Regions from separate parts of the Homo sapiens genome. Here region 2 is linked to region 1. The links are chromatin loops, found by intact Hi-C in ENCODE. Cell type or tissue: gastrocnemius medialis. All regions are shown on one strand. Each heading gives the region's core, and the rest is flanking DNA. Links, peaks and the distances in the headings are about the cores only.

Region 1 (15,106 bases), core at 4,438-12,437:
GGCACTTACATACAGCCTTTTATCCATTGGACAGTACCTCTTGGCGCAATCGTGACGCCTTGGGTTGTTGGTTACCATTCTGTGCGTTTATCTGTTTCACCACCTTCATTAACAACAGCCGTTTATGGGGCACCTAACAGTGCTAGATGCTGTCCTGAGTACCTTACATATGTTGCCTTATTTAATCCTCACAGAGTTCCTCTTTGACAGATGAGGAAACTGAGACTCAGAGACATGGTTACTTGCTGAAGACACAGAATATGCATCAAAGGTGGTCTGACTTGAGAGCCAGGGTGCCTGGTATTCGGCTGTGCCACCCCATCTGCATCTAAGGATTTTTTTGTACAATCCACAGTGCCTGGCACTGTGCCTAGATAGCACTGATGCTTCCAGAGAAGGAAGAGATCATGCTGGATTTCCCATTTTTCTGTAGGATAAGCACAGCATCTGAATTCGGTTCCAGCCGGCCTTCCCAGCCTCACGCTGTACCATTCCCTGATCTTGAGTCACCTGATCCTGCCTGTAGTTTCTCAGTGCACTCAGTGCTCCCGGAGGCTTCCCTGACTTTGCACCTGCCCTTGTCTCCACCTGGAATGTCCGTCCCTGCCCCTTTGTGCCTGGAGGCCTCGTCTTCTGTCTAGAATAGGTGGATGCCACCTGCCTGAAAGCCTTCCTGCATTCTTGCAGACAGTCATCCTTCCTTTTGTCCTGCTCCATCACAGCCTTACCAGTTTTGTGTTGGGATTGCTTGCCTGTCCCTCTCCTGCTAAGGACAGGGCACTCTCTGAAGACAAAGACATGTTTTATTTTATACCCCCTCGACTAACACCCATGCCTGGCACATCAGCCAGGCTCAGCAGACAGTTACTGAGTGAATGCATTCATTGGAGCAGCTCTGTGGAGCAGTTGAAGCTGTATCCACCTAGGCTTTGAAAGCAGAGGAAGGGAAGGCATTTCAGGCAGATGCCCCCTTCTTGCTATTCTCCTCTTTCTCGGGCTCCCTGGGTTGGGTGAAAATTGGCTGTAGACATGAGACACCCCTGTTGCCTCCTAAGTAACATCTGTTTACTTTCCCAGGGAGAGTAGCGATTTACGAAGAGCAAATGGAAGCGAAAACCCCTTTTCTTCTTTGGGCCGGCTGTGTATTGCTGGGGCACTTGGGCAGACCCCCAAAGACATCCTTAAAGACAAGAGAAATCGGGGGCTGTGTGAAGATGTCACATCTGCAGATAGGGTTCGAGGTAGAGCGGCCTTTTGGGTTTTCTCCTCATTTGGAGAAATCGAGAAGTAGCACGGAAGACCTTCAGACCCAGAGCTTGTGTACGGCACAGTCCTTGAAGGATTTGCTCCCATTCTCAGGGAGCAAGACCCATCTTAAACGTGGAAACAAATACAGCAGAGTAATACATACTTGAGGCTTAATGTAAGTTAATTCCTCTTGGCACAGCCCCAGATATCTTGATTAAATGGTCTGCGAAGTGCTGAGATATCTTGATAATGTACGTTTTACATTTGATTATATAATCAATTATGTTTCTCCTAATAAAATTTAAAATGAGCTAAAAAAGCCATGAGAAGACAGTACCACATATCAAAAGAAGGTCTCCAGATGAATGGAAGGAAGCCCTGGCCCCCTGGGTCACATGTTGGTGTTCTCAGGCATTGGGGCCCGGTATTTCCTGCGTTTACCTGTGCAGAAGTCATCATAGCTTACTAGATTTGTGTTGGTAGAGGGCATGTGCAGAGTGAGGTATCATTTCAAGACACAGAATATAGCGCAGCATTGCTTTCTGGGATGAACGTGGTTTTATTCACTCAGTAACTGAGAGATTGAGGATTTGGCTCATCTCAGGAAGCTCAAGGCAGAGCTGAGAAAAGAACTCAACGAAGCTGGGCTTGCCCGAGAGACTGCCACCGATCTGGTTGGGGCCACCAGTCAATTTATGAAACAATGTAAGGAGGAGTGTTCAGAGGCGCACCAAGGGCCTCGTACAGCCAATTAGGAGAGTTGCTGGTGGCTTTCTCTGCCTGCCTGTGAAGCAGCAGTGCCCGCTGGGGAGGTGGCAGGATTTAATAGAAGGGGCATGTTCAAACCCATTCTTCCAGGGAGTGTAGGAGAAGGACCTGATGAGTCTTCCTATCCGTGCCCTGGAGGGTGATGTTTCTCCAAGGATGCTTCCATGTAGCAGGGAGCTTGGGAGGTTTGGGGGACAAATGCTCGTTCTTATTAATGGATGGAAGGGTCTATTCCAGACAATCCATTCTGTCCCGCAGACAGGCTGCTGCACCATTTTTGTTTCCGTTTAAAACATTGCTATCAACCAGTTGGAATATAGGCCCGGAGTATCGCAGGGAGTAATCTAATTAGTATGAAGTCAATTCAGTCGCTCCTTTTGTATCTCGTGATTAAATAAGTGGGGAAAATGGCTTGAAAATTAGGTGCTAGAACGACCCAATTACATTTCTGTAGCTTTTTGTATTCAATTTCATAAACAATTTTGCTCTTCGCTGGTTAATCAGTGAATGCCTTTTTCCAGTTTGAAAAGCACTTTTGAAATTATAATGCAATTAAATTGTGTGTGGATGTTCTGGCATAGCGAGTGTGAAAGCCAGGGGCTTGGCAGGCCGCCATGTTGTACCTTGACTGTAATGAGTCCCTGGGCTGGCAGCTTGCGAGTGTCATTCATAATATTGTCCATGCTGGGTTACTGTAAAGTGCAGCTGCCTTAACCGGCAGTTAACCGGCGACTGCCAGTCTCTCTCTGCAGTGGGCTGTGCGTGCCTCTTCCAACAGGGCTGTACCCCAAAGACGGCAGAGTGGCCAGGCTCCTCTCAGTACTTGCCCAGGCATTGGGAAGTCGGGGGTCTTCCTGGTGGATGGGGCCACTGCCTCAGAGATGATCTGATTACCTGTCCCCAGGGAAGGGTGGAATGTATTTATCCTTCTTCATCTCCTTGGCCTAGCAGGCTTCTCTGTCTACAGTTACAACAGATTATGGGAAGGGGAAGGGAGGAGACAGAAGTCTTAAGCACCTTGCTCTGCACCTAGCTTACAATAAATACCTTTACTGAATCCTTCCAATAACCTTTGCAAGAGTAGTATTACTGTCTCCATTTGATAGATGGAGATATTGAGGCACAGCGGGATTTGATGACATCCCATAAGTGGTGGCTCTGAGATTGGGACCTGAATTGATCTAACTCCAAGACCTATGTTCTTTCAGCATTTCTGCAACTGGGAAACAAACTGAAATAAAGGCTGGGGGAGCTGGGTGCAGGAGAGTGGCATGAAGTCACTGCTCTCCGAGAGGGGACGTGAGGACATGAACCTTCTTCCTTAGGCTGGGAGAATGCCTCTTGGTCCACACAAGGATGCCATATAGAAAATGAAAGATGCTTTAGTTTTTCACCAAATTATATTTAACCATATTTCCACTCCTTTGGACATTTCGATGTGAGTTGGGATGATCTATAAGGTGGGCACAAGACACAAGACAGTGACTCAAGGCTGGGATCATGAGAAGCCCCTAGGGAAAATACTGGCCATGGCATAATCCAGTGGCACAATCCTGTCTCAGTCCCCAGATCTTGCCCCAATCAAGAACAAAGACTCTCGTGCCTCTAGTGCCTTAGGATATGAGGCCTGTAGAAGGTGGTCGACCCCCAAAGGGCCTCACAGCAGGAGGTGGTGAGATCACTCTGATTCTAGAACTTTCTTGCTGATTAATGGCTCAAGTCCTAACAGTTAACACCTAGCCTCCACCTCTAATCCCCTTCTTCCCTATTGATTCTTTTTCCTGATAGAGGCCTTCACACTAAACCCGGTTTACTGCAAATGAGTGTTATTAAACTCCTAGAGGGTGCTTTTCAGCACATTCCTTCATGTTAAAATTGCCATAGACTTTCAACCAAAGGAGGGGAGTACCTGTGGCCTGGTTATCGTAATGCTTGCTGAGTGGAAATGACAAGCTTTACACCAAGGTGGGCCTCCAGGGGGCTGGAGCACTGTGGTGGTGTTTATTGGTGAGAGAGGAAAGGTTAGCAGGTAGAAGTGAACACACCTGGGCCTGGCTGGTACCGGGGAGAAGGAGGGACAGAGGGAGAAATGTCCTGACCTACCTTGGACTTGGGGAGATTGTTTCCTGTTGTAGCCTCTTTTAAAAATTTTTTTGACTGTGTCTGGGAGATCATGGGTCAGGTGCAACATCTCTTTTGCAGTAAAGCTTGGCAAGGCTAGGGTGGGGAGGTGAATGGGGTGGGACGGTGGATTAGAGAGAGGAGGGGAGATAGGGCCCCTGGGACTAAGCTTAGATTTAGCTGGGAAGCATGTTAGTAGCTGCCAGCATGTGCTTCTAATCATCTATTCGCCAGATGTTCCCGGAATGGGAAATAGAGGGGCCTTGCCTGATAGTTCCCTGATGGAAACTGGTAGCTTCAAATTGGAAATGGGCTCCAGTTTGCTGCCAGGTGTTTGCTCCTTCCTAGAACATCTGGAAGGAGGACAGTAGAAAAGGCATCTCTGCCCCAGCCTGGAGTTTTGCGGGCAGCTGTCTTGCTGATGGATCTCTGAAAGCTGGACATTGTGGTCATGAGGAGAGTCATGAGAATCTTCTGAAATGAGCCCTCCATTTGCAGGAGTTCACCTCAGAGTTTAAACTTCCAGGATTGAGCCTGAGGCTCCAAAACAGGGCACCTTGCAAGCCTGGGCTAATAAGGCACCTATTTCTGGAGAGATGCAGATTTTTCAAGATGTTAGAGGAAGAAGCAAGAGGAAGATGAAGAATCAGCTCCTGACCTAATTTCTGGTCCAAAGTGAAAAGATTGAAAAATACTTTTTAAGGTGGTGACTATCCTAAACCAGTGAGCCTTGTGGAAATTCCATGAGGATCTCACAGGGAAAACTGGACCCCGAATGAATTAACATGGAACCCACCTAACCACACAAGTCTTTGCTCTGGGTATGTGGAACCAAAATTATCTTCCTGGCTGAAATGACCAGTTTCTCAAGAATTTTAGGGTGCAGTGCAGGATCCTAAGATGGTGTAGCAGGAGGCCACTCCCTGGGCCTCTGAGTGCATCTGCCATCAGTGGGAAAGGGTGTGAAATCTGCCTTGGGAGTTACAGGGAGGTCCTCAGCGTAGACACGAGCCACGGCTGACACACACTCAGGAGAACACTTACAAAGCAAACTGAAAGGAAATTATGGGACGCTCATATGATGGATGATTACACATCCATTAAAATGGTGTTTACAGAGAGTTTTTAAATGACGTGGAAATGCCGATGACATAGTATTGCACAAAAAAGCTATAAAATTTATATACGCTGTGAATCATATTAGAATTAGAATCACCTGGGGAGCTCTTAGAGAAGACCAACTCCCAGGCCCCACCTCAGACCAAGTAAATCAGAGGCTCTGAGGGTGGCGCCTGGACATCCCTGTCTTTTAAAACCCCCCAGGTGATTATGATATGCAGGTTGGGTTGAGAGTGATTGCAGTAAAGCAGTATTCATGGAAGGAAAGAAATTCTCCACACTTTCACCAGTGGTTTTCTCTGGTAGAGGAGTTATGGGGTGGGTTGAAATCTGTGCCTTAATTATTTGTGAGTTATCCACGGTTTTGCAGGGAGCATAGGAGCTATGATGAGAACAGGGGTCTCTTCCAGCAGGTAAAAATGGACAGTGCTGGAGACCCAAGTCGAATCTCTTCTCTGCAACACTCTTCCCTGCCTGCCTTCTTGTCCCCAGTCCTTGGGATTCTGTTAATTTGGGGATTTATTTCATGCTCTTGGTGATGAGGCCATTATGCCTATTCAGATTGTTTATCAGAAAAGCCAACAACCAAAAACAACCTATTTGAGACAAAGTGGGAGGCCCAGCATGGCGCCCACTGCAATTGCTCATATGGGTGTGACCTGAGTTCACAGGGTCGCCAGAGTCTGGCAGCTTGGGATGCATGGTATGCAGAAGGCTGCTGGATCCTCTCTTATATGGGGGTTCCTGGCAGGCCGATCTGGCAGGCAGGTGTGTGAGTCCTGGCTGGGTTGGCTTTCCTCCCAGGACATCTGGGAGAAAGACCAGCATGGGAAGAAGGCAGTCAGGGCAGCAGTGACGGCCTCTGGGGCCCCTCCCCCTGCAGATTTGAGCAAAGCCTGAGCCACAGGTGGGCTCAGGGTAAAGACCAGGGTAGGAGTGTGCACTCAGCCATAATTGGCCGCCTTGTTGATGTATTGGGTCCAGTGAAGAGCCTCTGAGCAGAGGGATGCTGTGCCAAGTTTCATTTCTGGAGCTGTGGTGGCTCTAACTAGGAATCGAGCTTTTGCCCAGTCCTGACATCATTTGATCATTTAGCTCCGAGGAACCAGAGGCAGGAAGCATGCCACTAACCTTTTACTGCCTGTCACTGTTGAAGAGGAGGGGCAGGCCGCCCTGGGAAGGGGAGAATCAATCCACAACTTGCTTTTGTCGTTTGTTAAGTCTTCTCTCCCCGCATTTCAGGCTGAGGGGCCTGACCTTGCCACCTCAGAACCATGAGACAGGAGGATGCAGGAAGGGGAGATGCTCTGAGGGAATGTGGCAGCCCCCACCAGGCCCCGCTCCTCCCAGGAGATGGGTTTCTGGTGGACCTGGTAGTGTTTTACCTTGCCTTTACCTCACGTACCTCTGGATTCTGAATATTCTCCTCTGGTTCTTGTGCTCTCTGAATATTCTCCTCTTGGATTCGTGGTGTGGTCAACGACAAGGGTCACCTAGTCTATACTCCAGTTTCCTCTTGGGTTAAAATGGATAATCCTTTTTGAGATACTTCATCGAATGATAGTAAGGATAAAGTGAAATAACCTACAGGAATGGGTTTGGAAAGACAGTGGGAAAGTAATAGTAATGATAATAATGTCACTTTGAGAGCACATCCAGACACTCCTCTGTTCTTTTCCTCTCTGTTCCCAGCTGGGCAGGTGAGCAGCTTACACCAAATGGGAAAGCCAATACTTTCTACAGCCGACTGCGTGCCTCTGCCTTCCCCGCCCACATCAGGAGAGGGTCCCAAACCCTCCCTCTCTGCAAATGCCCACTTCCCTCATGTCCTCTCAATCCCACCTACACCCACCCTAGTTCTCCAGACCCCTAAGGAAGGGTACTTTATCATTAGGCCAACTAATTGTTCATCTGTGCTTCAGTGGGTGTGGTGGGGGAGCTAGAAAGCTGATCAGCCGTGCCAAAGAGTAAATCAATGGATCGTAGCCAAGTCAGGACAGGTGACCCTGACAGGTGTGTGCAGCAGAATCGGATCCTCAAGCCAGAGCCTGCTGGGAAGCATGAAGGATTTGGCATCACCAAGGAGGAATGTCGCAGGTTTGAATAAGGATTCAGAGGTTTAATCAGCAAAGCTATTTAGGTCCCAGTGAGTCTAACTGTGAGAATTATTTTGAGCTTCACCCTGTTCCAGAAATTTTGGGTTCGCTAAGCAAGATGGTATTTGGCAGCAGCAACCTGGAAAAGAGTGAGGACTTGCCATAGAAGCCTCTGGGATTAGAGGAATTTGCAGAGCCTCAGAGCCCAAGGCTGGCGCCCAGTAATTTTTGTGGGACATGGTCTCAGAACTCTAGCTTCTGACGATTTGCTTTTAAAAGTCCAATCTGTCTGCCTTTCTCCTTAAGGCAATCTGTCCTGAATTCAAGATATTCTGTGTCTGCTTGTCTTTGTCCATTTTGTCACCTTGAGACATGGCTGCAGCCTCAGGTACCTCCTGGCACATAAGCAGGTGCTAAACCAATATTGATTGAATCGAAGGAGGCTAGCACGTTGGAGGGAATGTGTTGCCTTCTGTGTAAAGAGCCCTCCTTTCCCCAGAGCTGGCATCTCTGCTATGGAGGCTGCCACCCACCAGCTCAGGGCAGAGAGCTGAGCTCGGCCGACCTCCATTCGTCAGCACGGCGCCACATTTGGGTAGCACCTGCTTCCCCGCCGTCCTGATTTAGAGGAGCCTGGATTCAGGTTTCTGTTGTAAACTCTATTTTTAACTAAACCGAGTGGAGATCAGGCTGAGATGGCTGTAACTTATGGGCATGAGGTGACCAATGCAAAGGTAACAGGATGCATTCTCACTGGAACTGCTGTGCAAGTGTGGACGTGCCCGACAACTCCGTCTGAGGATCCCACATGGGCACAGTGACCTGGGATGGAGCAGGAGTGCCCCCTCGTAGAGTCCAGATGCACATGTCCAATGGGAAGGCGAGGGCAGTCTCCTAGAATGCCTCTGTGGTGGGCGGTACGGTGTTCATGGGGACCACTTGTCAGTGTCTGCCCTTATTTGTCAGCATTGGTTACTAGTTATTGTAAAGATATTGCCTTACATTTATATTTCCCAAATGCATTGATCCCTATAATGACCTTGAAAAGCAATAATAGCGTTATAATAATATGTAATAATAGTATTAATGACCAGCAACTTCTGCTTATTGATCCCTTAGGATGTGTCGTGCTCTGTGCCAAGTGCCCTCCTACATTATCACTCATTAATAAACCAGGTGGGGAGGCTGTTACTGGGATTTCCATTTTTCAGATTCATTCATTCATTTGACAAATTTTTATTGAGAATAAGTTCTAGGCACAGGGAATTCAGCAGTGAACCACCCAGGCTGAAATCTCTGCCCTCAATGAGGAAGCTGAGCCTGTTGAGGTCACCTGAGTTGCTCAGGGTGATAGAGCCCATAGAGTGAGGCTGGGGATCAACCCCCATCACTCCAGACCTGCTGAGTTCCTGGGCCACCACATTTATCAGCAAGGATAACCGACCAGCCATTGGCCTCTATTATATGGCAGCTTATCCAGGGCTGTGTTAACACTAAGCCTTCCATTTATTTTGGTTGATCTTCCAGGGGCTGATGGAGGAGTGACAGGCTTTAGGGACAGACAGACCTGGGCTTACATCCCAGCTCAGCGACTCCCTGATGGAAGGAGGGCATGGACAGTGACTTGACTTTGCTGAGCATCTGATTCCTCATTTGTCTAACTGGGATAACATTACTTGCCTTGAGGGCGAGGGCAGGCTAGAAGGATTAGATATCATCATATGAAGGGGTTGAGTAGGACTTATAAGCCAAGTACGTGGTGGTGGTTGTGACGATAATGATGACAACCTAATAAGAAGGAAAAGCCAGGCGGGGAAAGGAATATGGCTCATCCTAGAGGAGAACAAGTCAGGAGGTAGCTCTACCCCTCCCTCCCTGGGCTAGGATTTGTCAGTCCCAGGTTGGGAAAGGAACTCCAGCCCCTGCACATCTGTGTCTCCCCAGCCCCACCCCTCATATCCTCCATCCTAGCCCCAGCAATGCCGCTGCTCCTCTGGGGAAAGCTAATGGCCAAGGCATTACTTAACTCCTGGCTTTTCTCCAGCCTTTGCTGAGGCCTCCACCACTGCCAGCTTCTCTCTCGTCACTATTTGGTTATGTTCCTTTACAAGCCAATGAAATAAAATAAGAAAGTCCATTATACCTCTGGTTGGCAGAAAACCAGGAGCTAAGAACCAGAGTGCAAAGGCCCTCATGAGTCTGTAGCACAGGCCATTGGATGGGGATGTCTTCCTTCAGAAGGATGGTGCATGGGCGGGGCAGGGCGGAGAAGCCAGCCCATGGGCCAGTCCACAGAGCCCAGGTCAAGGATGCAATTCTGGGTCCTGTGTCCCCATGGTTGAGCCTCTGGTGGCCACCCCCAGTCTCTCCTAGAAGGTTTCCAGCCTGGATGTGTCAGGCTGGCATGTGTGCCAGGCTGGATGTGTCATATGGGGCACAGCCTTTAGGCGCAGCAGTAGGTGACCCTTTGTAGGGCAAGGGTCTCTCTCTGAGTGTGGGTTCTGTCCTAGCTTTTGCCATCTATCTTCTACCAACTACTGTGGAGCTTCGGTTTCATCAGTCTTAAGAGATGAGCAGGACAGATGGCTCTGCCAGCCTTCAAAGACACAAATTCTGCATTCTCTCTCTCTCTTTTTTTTTTTTTTTTTTTTGAGACGGAGTCTCGCTCTGTCGCCCAGGCTGGAGTGCAGTGGCACGATCTCAGCTCACTGCAAGCTCCGCCTCCCGGGTTCACGCCATTCTGCTGCCTCAGCCTCCCAAGCAGCTGGGACTGCAGGTGCCCACCACCACGCCCGGCTAATTTTTTGTGTTTTTAGTAGAGATGGGGTTTCACTGTGTTAGCCAGGATGGTCTCAATCTCCTGACCTCGTGATCCGCCCACCTTGGCCTCCCAAAGTGCTGGAATTACAGGCGTGAGCCACTGTGCCCGGCCGCATTCTCTTTTTTAACTCCCTCCCCCCGCCACCCCCCGGCTGGAGCAGATCCCTGTTCTGGCTGGTCCCATCCCCTCCACAAGCAGCCCATGGACACTGAAGCTTATTCCTGGAGAGAAAGTGATTGGGAGATCCAGGGTTTTGCCTGGCTTATAGTTTCTGTGGCATCATTTGCCCTAGATGCTCAAACGTCCTATCTTGTCGGTGGAAGTGGCAAAACCACATTTGACACCGCTCTAGGTGGCGGCTCAATGGGAGTGGAGTGCTGCGCATCTCCTGTTTGACCTTTCAGTCGCTGCATGGCTCTTCCAAGCTGCCGCAGCCTGGAGAAATGTGAACTTTCACCAAAGCCTTTGCAAATGAGCTTTTCCAGACAAGGCAGATGGCTTTGTTTGGCCAGGCCTGAGGACCCCGGGATTGACTTCCTTTCTGCTCTTTCTTCTCACTGTCCTCTTACTCCCCTGCACCTCAGACCTTCAGCTAAGCAGATTCCACTCCCCCTGGCCCAGGCTCTGGGTAGAAATTGGAAAAGGAGCCGGGCGCGGTGGCTCAGGCCTGTAATCCCAGCACTTTGGGAGGCTGAGGCGGGTGGATCACGAGGTCAGGAGATCGAGACCATCCTGGCTAACACGGTGAAACCCCGCCTCTATTAAAAATACAAAAAATTAGCCGGGCCTGGTGGCAGGCGCCTGTAGTCCCAGCTACTCGGGAGGCTGAGGCAGGAGAATGGCGTGAATCCAGGAGGCGGAGCTTGCAGTGAGCCAAGATTGTGCCACTGCACTCCAGCCTGGGCGACAGAGCGAGACTCCGTCTCAAAAAAAAAAAAAAAAAAAAAAAAAAATTGGAAAAGGAGGCTCTGGTGGATTGAAGAAGCAGCCCTGGCGTATTTTTCTTACTTAAAACTTGGTCTGGGACTAACTGCCTCTGGTCAGAACTGATTTAGTTTTTAGGAATCATTTGTAAGACAGACACTGTGGGAAGGCCATCCTTTAAAGCCATTGATTCCTGTAATAATTATTTGCTGAACACTGGCTCTGTGCTGGGCACTTATCAGGGGCTGAGGATATGGTGGTGAACAAAACCAACAGCAGTCCTGGAGCTCAGGCTCAACAACTCTATTCCTTGCACACATTCTAGCCGTGGAGAATGTGGGTTGTGTGCTTCTCACAGCCTTGAAGGCAAGGGCTGGATCCTACTCTCCATTGTATCCTAAAGGCCCAGCTGAGATTCTTTCATATAGAAGGTATCCAATGAATGTTTGTTGTAGGAATAGATGTTTTCTGTATTTCCTAAGACTCTAAAATGAATGTTACTTTTATAATCAGAAGACCATAATCCATGTTGGCTGGGTGCAGTGGCCCACACTTGTAATCCCAGCACTTTGGGAGGCCGAGGCAGGTGGATCACCTGAGGTCAGGCGTTTGAGACCACCCTGGCCAATATGGTAAAACCCTGTCTCTACTAAAAATACAAACATTAGTGGCACGGTGGTGCATGCCTGTAATCCCAGCTACTTGGGAGTCTGAGGCACAAGAATCGCTTGAAACTTGGAGGTGGAGGTTACAGTGAGCTGAGATGCGCCACTGCCCTCCAGCCTGGGTGACAGAGCGAGAATCTGTCTTTAAAAAAAAAAAAAAAAAAATGACTATAATCGATGTCTAATTTTAAAGAAAAAAAAAAAGGAAGGTTGGGCAGGGCGAGATTTTGACATGGTTTATAGGAAGCCTGGGGTTTTTTTAGTTGACTGTTAAGTTTTCTTTGAGGCAACAGGTGATGGAGCTGCTAAGGACGCCACCACAAAGGGAAGTCCAGTCCGGTATTTGGTTGCACTGCTCAGACCCCATGTGGAATATTCCATTCCAGGCATTTATTTTAAGAGGGGCATTGACAAGATAGACCACATCAGAGGAGGTCGTCTGATGGGGACCAGGACAGTATTACGGGAAAAATTCCAGAGGAACCAAGGAGACTCGAATAAGGAGAAATGAGGTGGCTACGTTAGATCTTGAAGGACTACCCCTGGGAGGGGGGCCAGGCTGCTTCCCCAACCATGAGTGGCCGTTTGTGAAGTTACCAAGAGAAAGGCTGATCCTTGGGCTGAAGAATTTAGCAACACCTCAAGATGCCCAACTCAAACAAGCTGTGTTTATGAAGTACCGAGGGGTGATGCCCCTTTCCCCAGAAATATTCAGAGACTAGAATTGATGAGGCAGCAAGATGGGGCCAGGGACCACTTTGCAAACCACTGGTGGGTCCTGCATTATGAAAGTCCAGCCTGGTCCAAACCGTCCCATTTCCAGACCCATAGAGCCCAACTGGTAATATTTCAGGAGGATTCTGTATAAAATTATATCTTTAAGCCCTGGTCTCCAGTAGATATTGGTTTAATTACCAGTTATTTACTGCCATGCTCAGTAGATGATAGACAAGCAAGAGAAAAGGATAAAATGAAAAAAATTAAAAAGAAAATTCCAAACCCTTTGAGGTAGTAGGAAGAGCCCCCTACTTGCTGAAGATGATTAAGAAATAAAGAGAAAGCTTTTCTTGGAGTCATGATGTAAGCCCAAAGGGAAAGTAGGTTCTTATTTATGAAAAAAGGTTATAACTTAAGCTGTTCAGAAGCACAGCAATTACTTGGAGTAAGATGCCTCTTAATTCATTTGGCCTCCTTTGTAGGTGGCTGAGTAAGTGTTTCTGCGTCCTCGGACTCCAGCCCTTCTTTGGTCGCCACTTGCTTTTGTTCACGGCAGGTCACTGGGTACTCCAGAGGCATTGTTGATAATAACATCTCTTTCCTCCCCCACACCACCCGCAAGCAAAGCTTTGGAAAAACAGCCAAGTGTTCAGCAAAGTGAAGGCTTCGCTTTTCTTCCTCCCCGCTCCTCCCCTTGTTGAGAAATCCCATTATCCGGGAGAATGATTGTGAAACTCCAATCTGTCTGCCGCTGAGCTGTGGGCCGTTCTTCTTGCCTCCTCCGCCCCTGCCCTGGTCCCCTTGTCTATCTGCAGGGGGAAGACAAATATCTATATATTAAAGCTTTAAGAATCTATAAATCTGAGTTGATTCTCTGCTGGTGACAGCCCAAGCTCTTTCCCACCACGTTTGACATGATCTAATGGGTTTACAGTTGTTTGAGTGCTTCTCTGAAGCAAATGAAAGTGCTTAGTTAGGGGACGTATGAAATGGCATTGTTTGTTCTGGGCACTACAGCAAAGCTAGGGGATCATCTTTAAATTATCCACCCTTTCTCTTCAGCCACCCCGCAGAACAAGGGGCTCTGCCGCTGAAGGAGCTGCAAAGACAGTTCCTACTGGCCTTGCCTTTCTGCTTGAGAGGTGCCAGGACTGGGGGGGTAGGATGCATCCCCAGCTGTATTCATTTCGCCAGGAAGCTTGGGGCTAATTGGGAACAGAAGAATGCCCAGGGGATGAGGGGAAGGGGACGGGAGAAGGATGGTCTCACCAAGGTAGAGGAGTGACAAATACTTGCTTCTAGCAAAACAGGAGTAAAAACAAGAGAGACTCCTAATGAGAGCTTTGGGGCAGTTTGTGCTTTCCATTCTCAGGGGCCAGCAGTGTGGGTTGGTGTGATTAGTTGCCTTGCTACTTGGCGCAAAACCAATTCCTCTTTTCAATATCAAGTTTCATAAGCGTGGAACAGTAACAAATCATTATAAACCCTCTGGGACTGGTGGGTGTGTGATGATGCGGGGTTGTTTTTCTTTTTCCCCCTCCTCTTTGATAAGCCCATCTTTTCAGCCCAGGTACATTTTTCCCATTGTAAACAGAAAATGGCATGGGAGGGAGTGTGTCTCGGAAACTTGCTGTATTGTTAATCTGTTATTAGGCAAAAGTCTTAACACCAGGCTGGGTGCTCAGATGCCTCATTGTGAGCTGGGGATGGAATTATGCATCATGAATAAAAACCGCTGTCAACATGCATTGGTTTCAAAACATTAGAGCATATGGTATGTGATTATCTGTATTGTCAAGTGCAATAAAGTGAATTTGGATATAATAAAGGATGTAATATTTTAGAAATTTGGTAATAAACTAAGGAAAGGATGACAGCTGAGGTTCCTTAAGGCCCCAGACACAAATAAATTGAAGTTACTGGTCTCTGTGGCCAAGTGGCAGAATGGCCGTAACATGGCTATCTGTGCTCGGTGATTTTCAAGTTGGGGAAAGCTCTGCTGTCGCTCGGTTGCCTTCTCTGGAGGACGCAGGGATGATCTGGCCCCCATGCTGGGTGGTGGGAGAGGCGGTGGCTCCCGTTGGAGACCCAGGTCTTGCCTCCTTGCCTGGCCTCAAGGTGTGCCCTGTGGCCTGCTCTGAGTGGCAGACGCATCTGCCTCCAGTCAAGGGCCGCCTTGTGCCAGCCATCAGGACATCTGAGGACCCCTCTCCCCTAGACAGTCACCTCTCAGTTAATCTCCAGCCCTCTTTGTCCCCATTTGGTCAATGGGAAGATGTTGCTGTAAACGCAAGGACCCTGAGCAGCCGCCCCTTGGAGGCAGCCGTCTTCTGGAACCCACATCCTACAGGGCCAAATTATTAAGTCATGACAGCAAGTCAATATAAGTAATGAGAATGGTCCTCTAGAGAGGCGTGAGTGCTTCAGCATCTGATGGGGGCTAGGAACTGTGCCAGGCTTCGGTGTACTCTCTCCTTAAATCCTCTATAACCCTATAATGCTGCTGTCCCTATTTGAAGGATGAGAAAGCTGAGACACAGCCAATCAGTTGTGGAACAGAGATTACAACCCATGTCTGAACCCAAAGCCCAGGCTCCTTCCACTTACAACCTTTTCTACAAATCCAG
Region 2 (15,106 bases), core at 3,031-11,030, 290 kb before region 1:
CTAATTATAGGGAAAAAGCCATATTTGCTGCTCCATTAAGTGATCACTAGGCTATGAAGCAGTTTATTGTAATTAATGCAGAAACAGCAAGTAAGTGTTTGAGTTTGGAGTGGAGGGTCTTCAGGACCCCCTCCCTCCTTCAGTTCTCTGTGCTCACTGTCTCCCTCCCCTCCCTCAAATTCATTATCCTTGGAGAGAAAGAGTCTTGGGGGAGCATCTCTTTGGGAAGGGCTGTTTAGCACAGTCTTGGACCAGTTTTCTACTGGTTTATTTTGACAAAGAAGGAAGATCTTTTACCTGACCTCCTTCAGAAGATTCTGTAGGGGTTTTTATGTTTTCTAAGGCTGAAGGAGGAGGGACAAACCCATGTCATCATTGCTATTCTTGCCACAATCATTTTAATTTCAGCACATGAAAGTGGCAGGTTACACATCCAAGTCCATCGAGTTATGGGCCGTGTGGAGTTGTGATTGCTTTCCTTGATGATTTCTTGTTCAAATCAGCAGTGCTCTTAATTTTCCAGATGAAGTAAAAAGAAAATTGGAGACTCCCCTCCCGCCTGGCGTCTCTTCATCCAAGGTTTTCTGAGCATGACTCTGATTTGGAGGGTTAATATTAATTAGGAGCCAGTTTAGACCTCAGTTGCTTGATGAGGTAGCTTCAACTGTTGTCACGAATGTGGCTCCTTTTTGCTTGTGCCTGCTTTTGGTGAAAGTTTCTGGGTTTAAAAGCCAAAGGAAGAAATATGCAGAGAAAGATAGAGGAGGGGACAATTACTAAAGAAGTGCAAAGCATTCTCTTAGAACTTGAGGGAGGAACAAGACCAGAGTGCCTGGGTGGGTGTGGGTTCTGAGCTACTGTGTTTCCCGGCGTGCTGCCGCTGCTGTTTGCCTCAGTTTCCTTTTTTGTAAGTAAAGGTCATCTCTCTAGCTTCCTAAAAGGGCCATGACTCATTTCCTTGGTTTCCAAATTGGGTGACGCTAGAATTTCTCTGAGGCAAGTCCCTGGTGAGTGCCAGGTAACGGAGGCGCCTCATTTTTGTGCCGAGGCTCAAGGTTTCCTGGCTCCCAAGTTTTCCCAGGGCTGACTCGGTCTCCTGGGGAACGGTGGCAGAAAGGATGAGACCAGAGACAGTGAGTGAGCCCCACTGCATAGTCAGGGGAAAGGAGACCTGGAGAGGAAGGGACCTGTTCTCCTTGGGTTGTATCATGTTAGGGACCTTTCTTCTACGGACTGGGGGTTTGGGTTGGTTTTCTTTTCTTTTTTTTTTTTTTTTTTTTGAGACAAAATTCTGCTGTCTCGCCCAGGCTGGAGTGCAGTAGCAGGATCTGGGCTCACTGCAGCCTCCGCCTCCTGGGTTCAAGTGATTCTCTTGCCTCAGTCTCCCAAGTAGCTGGGTTTACAGGTACCCGCCACCACACCCAGCTAATTTTTTTGTATTTTTAATAGAGGCGGAGTTACGCCACGTTGGCCAGGCTGGTCTCGAACTCCTGACCTCAAGTGATCTGCCTGCCTCAGCCTCCCAAAGTGCTGGGATTATAGGCATGAGCCACCGCACCCGGGCTGGTTTTCTTTTTGACAGGGTGGTTTGGGTCGTGAGGGAGTATGGCAGACCATGGGTGTGAAAGTTCCAGTCCTAGCAGGAGAGACTTGACTTCTGTCTCTTGGTCTCTTAGCCCAATGCTGATGTGCTGAACATGACCTCAGGCACTTTGCCTTGCAGCTCCATGTTTCGATTTCCCCATCTGTAGACGGGAAGAATGAAGGCATGTGGTGGGAAGCAGTGCTGATTAGGGCTTAAGAGAAGAGGCTTAGGAGGCAGACAGTCTTAGGGTTTCTTTCTGGCATAATAGTTTCCTAGCTGCTTGACCTTGGGGAGTTCACTTAACTTTGTTAGTCCTCAATTTCCTGATATGTAAAATGGGATAATACCATATGAGCATCTACCTGACAGGATTGTTGTAATGTTTACAGGAGACAGTGTTCGTAAAGTACACCGCCTGGGAGGTGGCTAGCACATTATTCCTGGGGGCTACTTTTACTATTAACAGCTCCATAGTGATTTGACCAAAGGTTTCTGAGAGTTGAGCCAAGATGCGGACTAGATGGGACCACATTGAGAAAACATTTGAGGCTGGATGCAGTGGCTCACGCCTACACTCTAGGAGGTAGAGGTGGGAGGACTGATTGAGGCCAGGAGTTGGAGACCAGCCTGGGCAACACAGTGAGAACCCTCTCTACAAAAAATACAAAAATTAGCCAAGTGAGGTGGTATATGCCTGTAGTCCCAGCTACTCAGGAGGTTGAAGTGGGAGGATCTCTCGAGCCAAGGAGGTTGAGGCTGCAGTGAGCTATGATCACACCACTGTACTCCAGCCTGGGCAACAGAGCAAGACCCTGTCTCTCAAAAAGAGAGAAAAAGAAAGAAAACATTTGAGCTCCATAGATTGACATTCTGATTTGAACAGTTTCCCATAGAGGGAGAATTGCGGCGAAAGAGGCAAGGCCTGCCCACAATGCATGGTCTGGGACTTAGCTGATGAAGTGCTCTGCACCACCCAGCTTCGAGGAGATGGGGACTGGGGTTTCCCCTTGCTTGACATCTTAACTACTTCACTGCAGGAAAGGGGAGGAGGGACAAGAGGAGGACCAATCCCCAAGGGACACGGAGACCCACATTAGGTTTTGGAACCCACGCCTGGTACTATCTGAATTTAAAAGCCTTGCTTGACTCAGGCGGGGCTGATCAAAGGCCATTTGCTGTTTTAGAGTGTTCCTATGTGTGCTTGGCAGACAGAGTTGTCTTTTTATTGCTTCCATTCCCACTAAGACCTCCATCCCCCCACTGCCCCCCCAACCCCTTGGTGAGCTTGGTGAGATGTGTTTTTTTTTCTTTTTTTAATTTTAAGTTCCAGGATACATGTGCAGGATGTGCAGGTTTGTTACAAGGTAAATATGTGCCATGGTGGTTTGCTGCACCTATCAACCCATCACCTAGGTATTAAGCCCTGCATGCATTAGCTGTTTATCATGATGCTGTCCCTCCTGATGAGATGGTTTTAAGTTGGCACCAGCACCTGTTTCTCATGCCTTGCGTATGCAGCAGGAACTGTGAACTAGGGACAGGTTCATGCCCTTTGGCCACTGCAGACGTGGAGCTGTGGACGCCAGTACTTGTGTGGAGAGTCGGTGTCTGTTGGCTGTATCTCAGCTTTCTTTTCAGGGCAGACCTGATACAGGTGTTCTAGGTGGGAAAAGCCTTAGCACTTGTTGTGAACTATTATATTGTTACTCTCTGGAAGGGAAGGTGGAAAGGGGAATCTATGCCAGTGAGCACAACACAGGCCGCATATGGACACACATGAGGTCGCTCGGCATGCTCTTAGGCCCAGAGGAGACAGAATCAGATACTAGCCTATCCTCTGGCTGCTCCCAGGCTAGCAGGGAGGTAGGTGTCTAAACCAGGATGTGAGCTAGAGGGGACTATAGCCGTGCACAGGAGGGGCACAGAGGACGGAGCAAGCAGGGCAGGCTTCACGGAGGAGGGCTTGTGAGCTGAATCTTGAGAGAGAGGAGATCCTCCAAGTTGAGGGAACTGTGGGAGCAGTTAGACAGCTTGGATTTTGGGGGGTGTAGCACATTGCTCCTTATGGGCTGGGGTGTAATGTGCAGAGGAGGGCAGAGGGAAGATTGATTTGCTCATTATGCAACAAATGTCTGGAGCTCCAGTCCTGAACCAGGCCCAAAGCTGGGGAATAGCAACTCAGTCCCTGCCCTTGTGGAGTCTGTGGCTGGCAGGGGCATGTTCATTAAACAACTTATTGCATGATTCACTACTTTTCTTTTTCTTTCTTTTTTCTTTTTTTTGTGAGACAAGATCTTGCTCTGTCTCCCAGGCTGGAGTGCAGTGGCACAATCAAAGCTCACTGCAGCCTTGAATTCCTGGGCTCAAGCGGTTCTCCTGCGTCAGCCTCCCAAGTAGCTAGGACCGCAGGCACACATCACTGTGCCTGGCTAGTTTTTTAAATTTTTTGTAGAGGTGGGTATCTCACTTTGTTGCCCAGGCTGGTTGAACTCCCGTGAGCTCAAGTGATCCTCTTGCCTTGGCCTCCCAAAGTATTGGGACTACAGGCGTGAGCCACAGTGCCTGGCCTGATTCATGATTGAAGTACCATTACCATAAATGCTATACATCCATGCATTGGATGTTAAAGGGATCATAACAAAAAAAAAAAAACAGTGTCCTTTGGGTTTTGGGAAGGCTTCCTGGAGAAATAACGTTGAGGCTGAGCTTGATGTAGGGAGGGAAGTAGCAGGGTGCATTTCATGTGCTGAGGGAAGAGAGGGTGGCTGGAATGCAGAGAGTGAGGAGGACAGGGGGACAGGCGAGGTCACACTTGCGTTGGCGGGGATAAAAATTCTTATCTTAGGAGGGTTGGGGAAGCCATCCATTTAAAAGTTTAAGGGATGGGATGGGAAATGATCAGGTTTGCGTTTTGAAAATATCTCTCTGACAGTCTACACGAAAAGTGGCTTGTGGGTACCCCAGGGGGCTGTGGGGGAATCAGTGAGTAAGTTGTTGTGGTGATCCACTTGAGGAAGGATGGCTGCTTAGCTGAGTTCTTGGAGGTAGTGATGGAGACCAGTGGATGGATTTGAGATGCATCTGAGAATTGGAGCAGCAGCTTGGTGGTTTGGTTAGTTGAGGAGTAGCAAGTGTTAAAGGTGAGAGGCAAATTTGACTTCTCATTGATGTGAGCAGAGCCCCCAACCCCCACCTCCGTGAGATTGAGAGTGTTGGCCCATGCAGGGGACAGGCAGGGCAGGTGTGCCTGGCTCAGGGGGTTGAGTGTAACCCCTTGGCTGGCAATCGGCATACTCTTAGTGACGGACCCCTATTGGTAAACTTGTTTTTGAGCTTGCACTGTATACATATTTATTTATAAATGACATACATATACTTCTGTACTAAAATAGCATGCTCCTAATAAGGCAAATCATTAAAAATAAAATAGGATGAGAAAAAAAGCTAAGCACACATAAACATTTTAATCTTTTTCTTCTAAACCCTACTTCGGAGACCACTGCTTTTGGCCATGGGGAGCACTTAATGAGTTTTAGGGTGGGGGTGGCCAGGTCAGATGGGTGTTGGGGAAAGAGCACTCTGCAATCCAGGGGCTCTCCCGTGAGTTCTGCCCAGGCCAGGGGCCCAAGGAGGAGGTGCTCTTGCAGTCTTGTCGTGTGTGGCCTGGTGAGTCAGGGACATGAAATTGTGGCATAATTGCTATCCCCCGAGAAGTGATGTTGGCAATATCATACCAGGTGTGTGAGGGCTTATTGGTGTTTGATGTTTGCTAGTCTGTGTGTGCTCAACCTATGGGAATATGGCAAGGCCCACTCCCCTGTGGTCCAGCAGGTTCCTGTCTAGAGGGCTGAAGGCCATAGTTAGCCAGGGAGAGCCTGATCTTCTAAAGAGAGCATCACGTGAGGGATATAGTGTCAGTTCTCAGCACCTCTACTACCTGCAACGCCATCACCAGCCAATTCTGAGCTCATGTGGGCCACTCTTCCCCGTCTCTCTGGTGGATTGATAATCATACTTCCCTACTGAACTCCAAAGACTGAAAATGATGCAAAGTGAATTGTTTCTATCTTTGCAATCCAAACGTTCCTCTTCGTTTACTCTCCAGATCCCTTCCAGCAAATTGGTATTGCCACTCTCCCTCCATCCCTGGGTTCTCGGGGCTAATTCTGTTCCAGCTCGCTCTGTTTAGCTCTTTCTTCGAGCAGAACCCAAGCTAGGATCTTGCCTTCCAGAGAATGCTTTAAAAAGCCTTGTTTCCCAATATACTGCGTTTCAGTTTTCCACGAGTGCAGCCATGCTCGGGAGAGGCGTACGAGCTGCTTTTACATGTGAGAGGTGAACAAATCAAAGGTGAGCCCGTTCTGCCTCAGTGAGGCCTTTTGTGTAAAAAGGGCCTTCTGGAGTAAAGCAATCAGGTTGACTGACAACTGCCGAGGCTACCAGTGACAGTCCTGCTCCGTGGGATAACTTGGAGAAAAATCAGGGCCAAAAGCAGACAAAAGGATGTCCAGAAACTGGAGGTGGGGAAGCCTGAGTGAGATCAAACAACCTGAAAATGTGTCTTCCATCCATTTAGGGCTTTATGTGCAGCGAGGTTGGAGTGGCTGGCTGAGGATGTCAACATTTTAAATTTGTCACTGCTTTGACTTCCCTAGCTTTATCTCCCTTCAGATCAAAGCGGGGAGACTAGGAGTTGTCACTACTGGATTTGGTTTCAGACTATGTTGGTGTACCCTTGCTTTATGACCTTGGGGTTTCCTGTCTTTGCTTGGGGTGACGGGTTCATTTCAAACAAGTGAGATGTGTGTTGTGGTCTTTTATTCAGAGTGGGGAGCTCTTAGAAGCACCCACAGAGGCTTTGAAAGGACTGGGAAGCAGCTTGGAGGGCCAGTTGCGTATTTTCCAAGGATTCCTGAATATCAGGAATCCAGAAGTTTCTATTTGTTAGCCTTGCTGCTCCTCCAAGGAGCCATCCTGAAGGCAGTTTAGTCCTGCACTGGGAGACAAGGCACAGGCCTGAAGAATTCCTGCCCCCTGCTGTATAATAAATCTGATACTAAAATTAGTGCTGGCCTCCTGAGCCATATTTCTTGCTGAGATGATAAAGAAGTGTGTGTGTGGCAGGCTCATCTTTCAGGATTGGAGGATGTTGCTTTATGTCAGATAAGTGCCCAGGTCTCGAGATCATTTTTTTATGGCAGCCTCTCCCCCATTTCCCTGCTTCCTCTCCCTGTTCTGTTTTGTTAGGGGTAGGAGTAGGTAGGGGTGGATAGGGGAGAAATATTTTAGCTTGTCTTCTGGTTTTGTGTAAGTCTCTGTCACCGTAGGTAGATGTTCCTTGAGAATCTTTCTGAAGGTTTTATAATTGAGTCTTTTACCTCCGTGACAAGATATTATTCACTTTCTCTAAAGCGTTTACTTTATGCTTGGGCTGGGGTTGGGGGGTGGGGGGCAGACTTTTTTTTTTTTTCAGGGAACTCTGTCTCTAGAAGAGACTTGCCGTCAGGGCAGTTGAATGGCCAGCTTACGACTTTAATAATTGAGGCGGCATCTGGGCCCCTTGCTGAACGGCAGTCCTTCTGGCAGGGCGATTTTGCTTTTAAAATAACCATGTTCACCTTTAACTGCAAACGGCTGTGACGAGAGTTGTATTTAATTTTAAATTGCCCATGTCCAGTAACCCTCTGTACCTCTTTAAATAATAAAATGTTTTTAATCTTCCTGCAGCTGTGTTCTCTGTGTGGGGGCTTGCCATTTTTGGAAGAGGAGGGGGCTTCTGTGCCTCCTCTCCACTCCCTTTCTTTTCCCTTTCAAACTCACCGGGACTTCTAGAAAATGCCATTTCACTAAGGGCGGAATCTGGCCCGTAAAGTCTCTGGAGTGAGTGCTGGGAAGTTTATAAGCAGAGGCCGCACAGGGTCAGTCAGTAATGTCAGCCCCTGGGGCTGAAGTGCTTCCTTTGTGGGCAGAACCCCAGAAGTCCCTTTGTATCGCTGACCCATTAAAGACTTTTTCTCCCCATTCCCCGCCTCCAACTTCAGGGGGGCTTGATTTGTCTGTTATAATCGGAAACAGATTTTGGGCTCCTGATCCATTATAGATGTGTTTGAGATGGATGCCAAACCTGAAGCCACTTAAAGAGCATGTGAAAATGTGTTTAGATATAAAGGAAAGAAAGGAAGAGAGAGGATGAGGAAAGAAACAGCCTCTTCCAAATCCCCCAACTAGAAACAATACTGAAATGATAACACACAACAAAAAACAAACAAACAAAAAAACTCGATTTAGGCCCTAGGAAAGCATGGGAGGAGAAAATTAGGCTCCAGAGTCAGCCAAGTTGGTGCTTAGTCTGGGATGAACAGCCCAGTGAAGGAGGTTAAAGGAGGCAGAAGACCACACGCGCACGCGCACTCCCGGAAGCGTGGTTCAGGTGGGGCCTGCCGGGTCCAGGGGAATGTGTGTCCCAGGCTTGGAGCAGAGGGTGGCAGGTGCGTGGGGACGCATGGGAAGCACTCACGTTGTGCCCAGCAGGTCCATGTTTCTATCCCGGAGACCCTTGGGTTAGGAAATATTGATTGCTCTGTATTTGTAAACAATCTTTAAGGGGATCTAGTGCCAACACAAATAGTCAACTTCAGGCGAATCAAGTGGCCTCCTCTCAACAGGGAAGCCCATTGCTCTGATTTTCTGGATCGACACAGCCCCAGATTTATTTTCCTTTTTAATTCTCAAAAGGGGCCCGCTGAGTTGAGCATTGCCCAAGTATTGGTTTCTTTTCATCCCTGTTGAATTTTTTCCCTTCTTTAATGAAAGAGTTGGATTGGCTGTGCTGGGCCCTCCACCCGGTCATGGTAGTCCTGGTGACGCCTGGCTGCAGGGTTTCGAAGGTGGCCCTCATTTCAGCTGTCCTTGAGGCTCACTCCTGTGTTCCCCCTGCCCCTGCCATCCACCCCGCACCCGCCACCCCGAAACGTTTGTAGTACAGCTGCTGGCCTAGAACTCGAACTGATGTGTCTCTCACTCCAAACAAAAAATAAATCTGTGTGCTTTATGTATGTGTTTTAGAGGTGTGCCTGTGTGTTTTTTCTCTTGACAAGCTCATTCCCTACAGCTGTGCAGTCACAGCCCACTTTGAAATCTGCAGCATATATATATTTTTAAGTGAATAAGTACGAAGAGATGGGAAGATGTGGTTTGACTGTAATCCCACGTAAAACACTCTGACCCCAATTTTTAAAAAAGTATTTCATTAAAATGTTGTAGGAGACTATTACTGAGAAGAAGAAAGTTTCTAAGTTGATGGGACTCTTGTGTCTCCTAGTGTAGAGTTGATTTTGTTTTTTGGGGTCACCATGGAGATGAGAAGCATGGGGCTTCATGGCGTCATCTGCCCCCATTGGGGGAGGGCTTGTTGGCACAGGTCACCTCTGGATCAACCTCAGCCTCATCTGCTGGGGATGGGAGAAGCTCAAGTTGGCCAGGGGTTTACCCTATGCCCTCCTCAACCAGAATTAAAATGACCTTTTTTTTTTTTTTGCCTTCGAAGACAACATTGGTAACAATTTATTGAAACTATGGAGCTTAGCAGTGATCAGTTTTTGGATTTTCTCTTTCTTCAACCCCTCCCCTTTCTGGAAGACTTGTAGGAGGATAGGGGAGGTTTTTCTGTGCATAGATTGGCGTCGGTTTCTTAGAAGTTTCTTCTTTTCACCTTAAAAAAAATTGTTTGCATCCTTCCCCTTAGATAAGGAACCGTCAACATCCTTGTTAGAGCCCAGTGCGGAGGGGACCCTGAGGCACATACTGTTTTCAAGGTTAGATAGCAACAAACTTTCAGAGTAGCCGGAGTTTCAGGGGAGGGAGGGTTCTTTGGGTTCAAGGTTACCCATTTTTCCCCTGCTAGGAAGAAAGCCTTTTTGTTTTCTTTTGCCGACTTCTTCCAATAGCTTAGAGCAAATAGATTAGCAACCCAGCAGAAACCAAACCAAGGAACAAATAAAGGGGAAGTTTGCAGAGGGCCCTTGGCTGGGGGCTGGCTGCTGCTGAGGAGGCCAACTTGCGGTTTTCCATTTTCACGGTGAACCGCATTGTCTCAGCGTTCGCTGGTATTCACAAAATCAGAAAGAAAGGAAGGTGGTGGTGGGAGGGCGCACTTTTCAGGAGAGGCTGGGGTGTGGGGAAAGTATGCCCAGCTGCATGTTATTAGCAGCCTTCAAATAAAGTTTGTGGAAGGTTCCGGCCCCCACAGTCATGCCTGGGAAGCTTCTGTGTTCTTAGTAGGTGTTTTGAATTCTGTGGGATGGAACTGAATGTTTAAAAACAGTTACAGGAACGTCTCCCCAAGTAGGTATTCCTGAGAATTTCTGTGTACATGGAACTCTATTTTCTTAGCAAGCATCATTATATTTTTAGAAATGTTTTCTTTTCTCCTTGCCCGTCAGTTAGCCAAGCCTCCTACCACTCACTTTCTGTTGTGTAGTTCTGATTTTCCGAACAGGTGTTTAGATGATGAGGGGTTATATTAAGAAAGTACTAAAGAATACGTCTTATCACGTGAATCAGTATCTTTTTATTCAACATGGATGGAGTGGGAGTGGAGACCAATCTGTTTTATATTCCTGCAATCTGATGAGGGTAAGAAAAAGTTCATGCTGTTCATATTAGCTAGCCAGCCTCTTTCTGTCTTTCCCTCCCTTCCTTCTTTCTTCTTTATTTTTTCTTTCTTTCTTTTGTCTAATACCTAATTCCTTATCTCATTTTTGGGATTTTGAGAGAATAATTTTCATGTGGGGCGACAGAACTAGTGGTTGTAGTTTCACTTGTTTTTTTGACATTAAGGAAACAACAAATAGTCTTTTTTTTTTTTTCCTCAGACTGAGCACACATTTTAAGTGTTTTAGGGGGAAGCTCTGAAGGCAGTTTGTGGTGATTTTTAAAAAAATGTTTTTAAAGCTTTAGTCTCTCCTGGAAGCTTTGTGTGTCCCTGCATTTTCCTCGACGGTCGCTAATAAGAACTGCTGGTCTAAATCAGTGTCTCTGAGAGTCATTGATTCACTAATTGCTCATCATCGAGTCCTGGCTTCCCCCTCCTGCTGAGAGCACTTTTGTTTTCTGCTATTCTGCAAGGACTTGGACAGATTTCTGGAGTGTTTAAGAGGTAACCAATAAAAGAGTTTGGCGTGCCCCTGTTGGTAATTGTGCTTCTCGGAGGTGACCACGTCATTGGTATCCGGGCTCCATAAACAAGGGGCTGCCTTACCAGTGACCTTTCCCGCCTAAAACCGAAGGCCCCAAGGTCGCTTGTCTGATGGAGAATGTATTTCCCGGCTCACTGTGAGCCTCGACTTAATTTGTTCCTTTCCTAAGGCAAAATGACCTTCCAGTAAACCCACACCCCCTCCCCCGCTTATTATTATTTATTTATTTTTCTGGTGAACAAACAGAATTAGGAAAGGTGTGTTCTTCCAGGAGAGAGCGGGCAGTGTGGGAGGAGATGGCAGTCTGGCTCATTAAAATGCCGAGGTAGGTTTAAGCTGATTGCCAAGTGCGGGTCCTGCAGGTCAGAGTGTGATGCCCAGAAACAAAGCAAGGCCTAGGGAGAGGCTGGCCTGGAGGCAACTGGCTCGCGCCGCAGAGAGTTTTGAAGCCACATTTCTTCATTGGAAATTTAAAAAGAAAGAAAAAAAGCAGCCCCTTTTGCTCCATATTTATCATCTCTATAGTACCCTACAAATAAGTGGTCTCAAAAAGTTGTTTTTTTTTTTTTTTAATTTGCTGAACCTTTATAATAGGACCCTTTCTGAGGGCCCCGTGAGCCCAAGAATGCCTCCTTGCAATGTGAGTGTGGGAAATTAGTGCAGGCCCAAGGAAAGGAAGTGTGAAACTGCTTCCCTCAGTGAACACCCAGCCTGGCGAGGCTGTCCTGTGTGTCTTGGAAGCCCTGCTGGGCCTGAGTTTGGGTGCCATATAATTTGCTGGCCTAGCACCCCTTCCATGGGTCCCTCTCGGCCAGCCTCAAGGAAGGGGTCCTGTGGGGGACAGAATAGTGTGTGTGAGGGGCTGTCTGCGGGTGGAGGACTGCCGGGGCTTACCATCCTAACTTGTTGCTCAGTCGCGGAGTCTTGCATGTTGACTCTCCTGGGCTTGGTTGGCCGCTGCTGCTTTCCTGTGGTTGTTGGTTTGTGTTAGGTGTTTGGTCCTCTGGTTTGCTTTGGGTACTGGGACTTTAGCCCAGGGAAGAGGCCTGTGGTGCTTCTCTGCCTTTCGGCTCCTACGTGGGGCATTGGAAAGCCCTTTCCCTGCCTGGTTGAAACCTTCGCAAACTGCACACCTGGCCGGCCTGGCAGTCAAATGGATTCCATGGCAGCCCCTGCCTAGAGCGGAGCAGGATGTCTGTTTCGGCCGGTTATGAATGAAATCAGAGTCCTGTGCTGGCAATGCCATTGTGCGTAAGGAGTGCAAGGAATGCACTGGGCCATCTTCCCAGAGAGACCCTATAGACGAAACAGATGTGGTCAGATGAGCCCCTGGAGACAGCAGTAGTGGGGAGTGTGGGAGAGCAGGCCAGGGCGGCACCAGGAGGAGCAGGAGGAGCTCCAGGAGGATTCTGAGCCTCCTCCTCCTCCTTTATTCCTCCATCCCTCTGTCTGGGGTGGGATGTTTGGGAGAAGAGAGGCAATGTGGTATGGTAGATAGGCCTGTTCTTTGGAGACAGTTCTGGGATTGAATCCTGGCTATGTGACCTGGCCAAGTGACATAACCTCTCTGAGCCTGATGTGTGTCATCTGTAAAATGGGGATAATAAGACTTGTGTGGCAGCTCTGGGAACAGACAGAACTTTCTGTAGAGCACGTAGCACAATTCCTGGCATCTGTTAGGTGCTTAGTCAGTGTTGATTATGCAGCCAGCCTGGACCCAGCTGTTGTCGCTGGGACAGGGAGGAGGTCGTGCAGTTACCGAACCCTACACCATTGATTTTACTGCTTTGGACCGAGAGGCCCGAGTGTGCTGTTTAGCCTTCCAGGCCCTGAAAGGTTAGTTGTACCCTTCTGACTTTCTCTACAGAATCTTCCCCCTAACCTTCCTGGTGTTTGCTAAACTGAGAGTTAGCCTCACAGAGTCCCAGCTTCTCCTGGGTCATCATCCTTTTCTCTGGCCTCTGCCTGAGAGCAGCGTGCACCGGAGACTGAGGGAGGTTGGCTGTAATCAGCACAGACCCTTGGCTCTCAGCTGAGGGTGGATCCCAGTGTCTAGATGATAGATGGTGCAGTTTGGTTTCTAATTCCTGCTTGATTTAGAGAGGTGCTGGGAGTGAGTGGTGTTACAGGGAACGGAGGCTGTGGGAAGGCTGGGAGTGTGAGCGTTTGATTACCTTCTGTGCTCTAGGCCAGGGGTCCACAACTTTGGCACTGTTGACATTTTGAGCCAGATTATTCTTTGTTGCAAGGGTGGAGGTTGGGGAAGTGGGGGTGCATTGGAGTGCATTGTATCTGTAGTAGGATGTTTAGCGGCATCCCCGGCCTCTACCCACTAGATGCCAGTAGCAATCCCTCCCTGGTTGTGACAGCTAGCAATTGCCACGTGTCTCCTGGGGGACACAGTCACCCTTAGATGAGAGTCATTGGTCTAGCACTATAGGTCACTTCTCTATAAGAAGGGGAAATATTTGTATGTTTTCTGAGGTTCTGTTCTGCATGGATTGGAACCTGGACAATGAAATATTCATGAAATTCAAGAGCAGGAAAGTGCCTGGAGAGATCACCTGGTCCAGGCCCCAGCCTCCCGCAGGTGGCTAGCCACATGCCCTGGGTTTGATTTCCACGGCTCCTGCTGGTCTTCCCTTTTGGTTAAGTGAAAGGGCAGGGAGAGGGGACGTTTCCACCCAGGCCAGCATCTCTATAGAGCTTTTTGGAGTGGGAACTTCTTTTAGCAGAATGACTCTGCACTCCTGGGCTCTTGGCAGTCCTGTGTTTGGGCCTCTAGGAGTTTGGTTGCAAGCTCCACGAGTTTGATTTGCTCTCTCATCCCTGGCACACACAAATTTGTCACTCAGAGGGACTGGCTTTTCTGCATGCACTGAATGGATTTTTATTTGAAATGAATTCATTAAAAAAAAAAAGTTTTGCTTGCCAGGACTCTGCCGTCCTCTCTTCCCTTTTATTTCTCTCTGTCGTCTGTAAGACGAGCCTGGAAGGAGCTGTCTGGTGGGATTGGTTGGCCAGGGATTTTTCTAGGCCCTGATTAAAGGTAAATTATCAGATGAAAGTTGGAGGTTGCTGCTGTGCTTGTAAAAAAGTCACTTGTGTGCCATAAAATCCATCACAGCTCCCTTGGTGAGAAGGAGGAGGCCGTGAAACACTCAGTGATGCTACTTCGGCTTCCAGTGATTTGGCTTCCCTCTGCTGCAGGAGTGCTGCCCGGCAGCCCGGTGCACCCTGCTCTTGTGAGAAGCTCGCTGAATCACGTTGGTGGGAAGCTCAGAGACAGAACTGTGTGTTGCCGGCAAGTTGCCATGAAGTAGTTTTAGATGTTGGACTTAGGAGAACCAGATGGCTTTATGGAGTAGAAGCGGAGCCCATGATGTCTTGGTGACTTTTGCCTCTCTTTTGCTTAGAACCAAAGAAGGTGGTTGTCCAGTTGGAGAGGGTGTGGGGAGTCTGGCCTTGGAGAGGCAGTATAGCCCATGGTTGACAGCATGGATGCAGGGACCAGACTGCCCAGCCAGTTATAGAGGTGGGACTGTGGGCTAGTTATTTAATCTCTCTGTGCTTCAGTTTTCTCATCTATAACATGGGGATGAGAGTAATAGTACCTACTCTGGGGTCATCTTGAGGAATTTGTGCAAGAAAAGGGCTGAGCCTATAGCCTGGCCAGGGGTAAGGAAGTCATCCTTAATTATATTATCATTGGTTACACTATTCTTTTTAATTTATTTTAGTTTTTCTTTTTAGAGACAGAGTCTCCCTCTGTTACCTAGGCTGGAGTGCAGTGGTGTGATCATAACTCACTGTACCCTCCAACTGTTGGACTCAAGCAGTCCTCCCACCTCAGCCTCCCAAGTATTGGCACTACAGGCACATGCCACCATGCCCATTTAATTTTTAAAAATTTTTTGTAGAGATGGGGTCTTGTTATGTTGCCCAGGTGGGGGTCTCTAACTCCTAGCCCCGAGTGATCCTCCTGCCTTGGCCTCTCCAAATGTTGGGATTACAAGTGTGAACTACTGTCCCTGGCCTGGTTATATTATTCTATAATAGATGGTTAGCCTGGCTCCTGAGGCTTTAGGAAAGTGCTTCTCAGACTTTACTATGCAGAAAAATCAGGTGAACCCATTCCTGGGCATGCTGAAATCGGTGTCTCAGTCTTGGGGCCCAGGACTCAGTGTTTAATATCTCAGGTGGTGATATTGCAGGGAGCCCGCATATAACCTGGTGGCTCCTTCAATGGCAGTGTTGGTCAGATTCTTAAAGAATGAAGGGCCCCCGTGTCATCACAAGGAGAAGTGTCTTCCACCTTGGATTA

Evidence for each region. Peaks named below come from ENCODE experiments on the same cell type or tissue, not always from the same donor. Only the 100,000 strongest peaks of a DNase experiment are listed, where the experiment ranks them.
Region 2: it touches region 1 in a loop (1.8-fold over the local background); 2 of 110 quality-filtered maps call a loop at or near these places.

What each region holds. Positions count from the first base shown.
Region 1 is chr17:57,564,846-57,579,951 of GRCh38, forward strand. All of the region lies in intron 7 of MSI2 (musashi RNA binding protein 2), which reads left to right. LOC107984993 (a long non-coding RNA gene) reads left to right here. Exons shown (of 2, transcript XR_001752947.3): 2 at 1,078-9,983. Among named protein-coding and RNA genes, the nearest start is that of MSI2-AS1, 36 kb to the right of the region's middle. RefSeq lists enhancers at 14,110-14,610, 14,611-15,106. In gastrocnemius medialis, for the core only: no CTCF peak of the experiment used is centred there; DNase peaks (open chromatin) are centred at 7,978 and 9,286; H3K27ac peaks cover 4,911 bases.
Region 2 is chr17:57,275,794-57,290,899 of GRCh38, forward strand. All of the region lies in intron 5 of MSI2 (musashi RNA binding protein 2), which reads left to right. Among named protein-coding and RNA genes, the nearest start is that of MSI2, 27 kb to the left of the region's middle. RefSeq lists an enhancer at 9,045-9,314 and a silencer at 12,841-13,016. In gastrocnemius medialis, for the core only: a CTCF peak has its summit at 6,629 (motif pointing left); a DNase peak (open chromatin) is centred at 6,644; H3K27ac peaks cover 6,927 bases.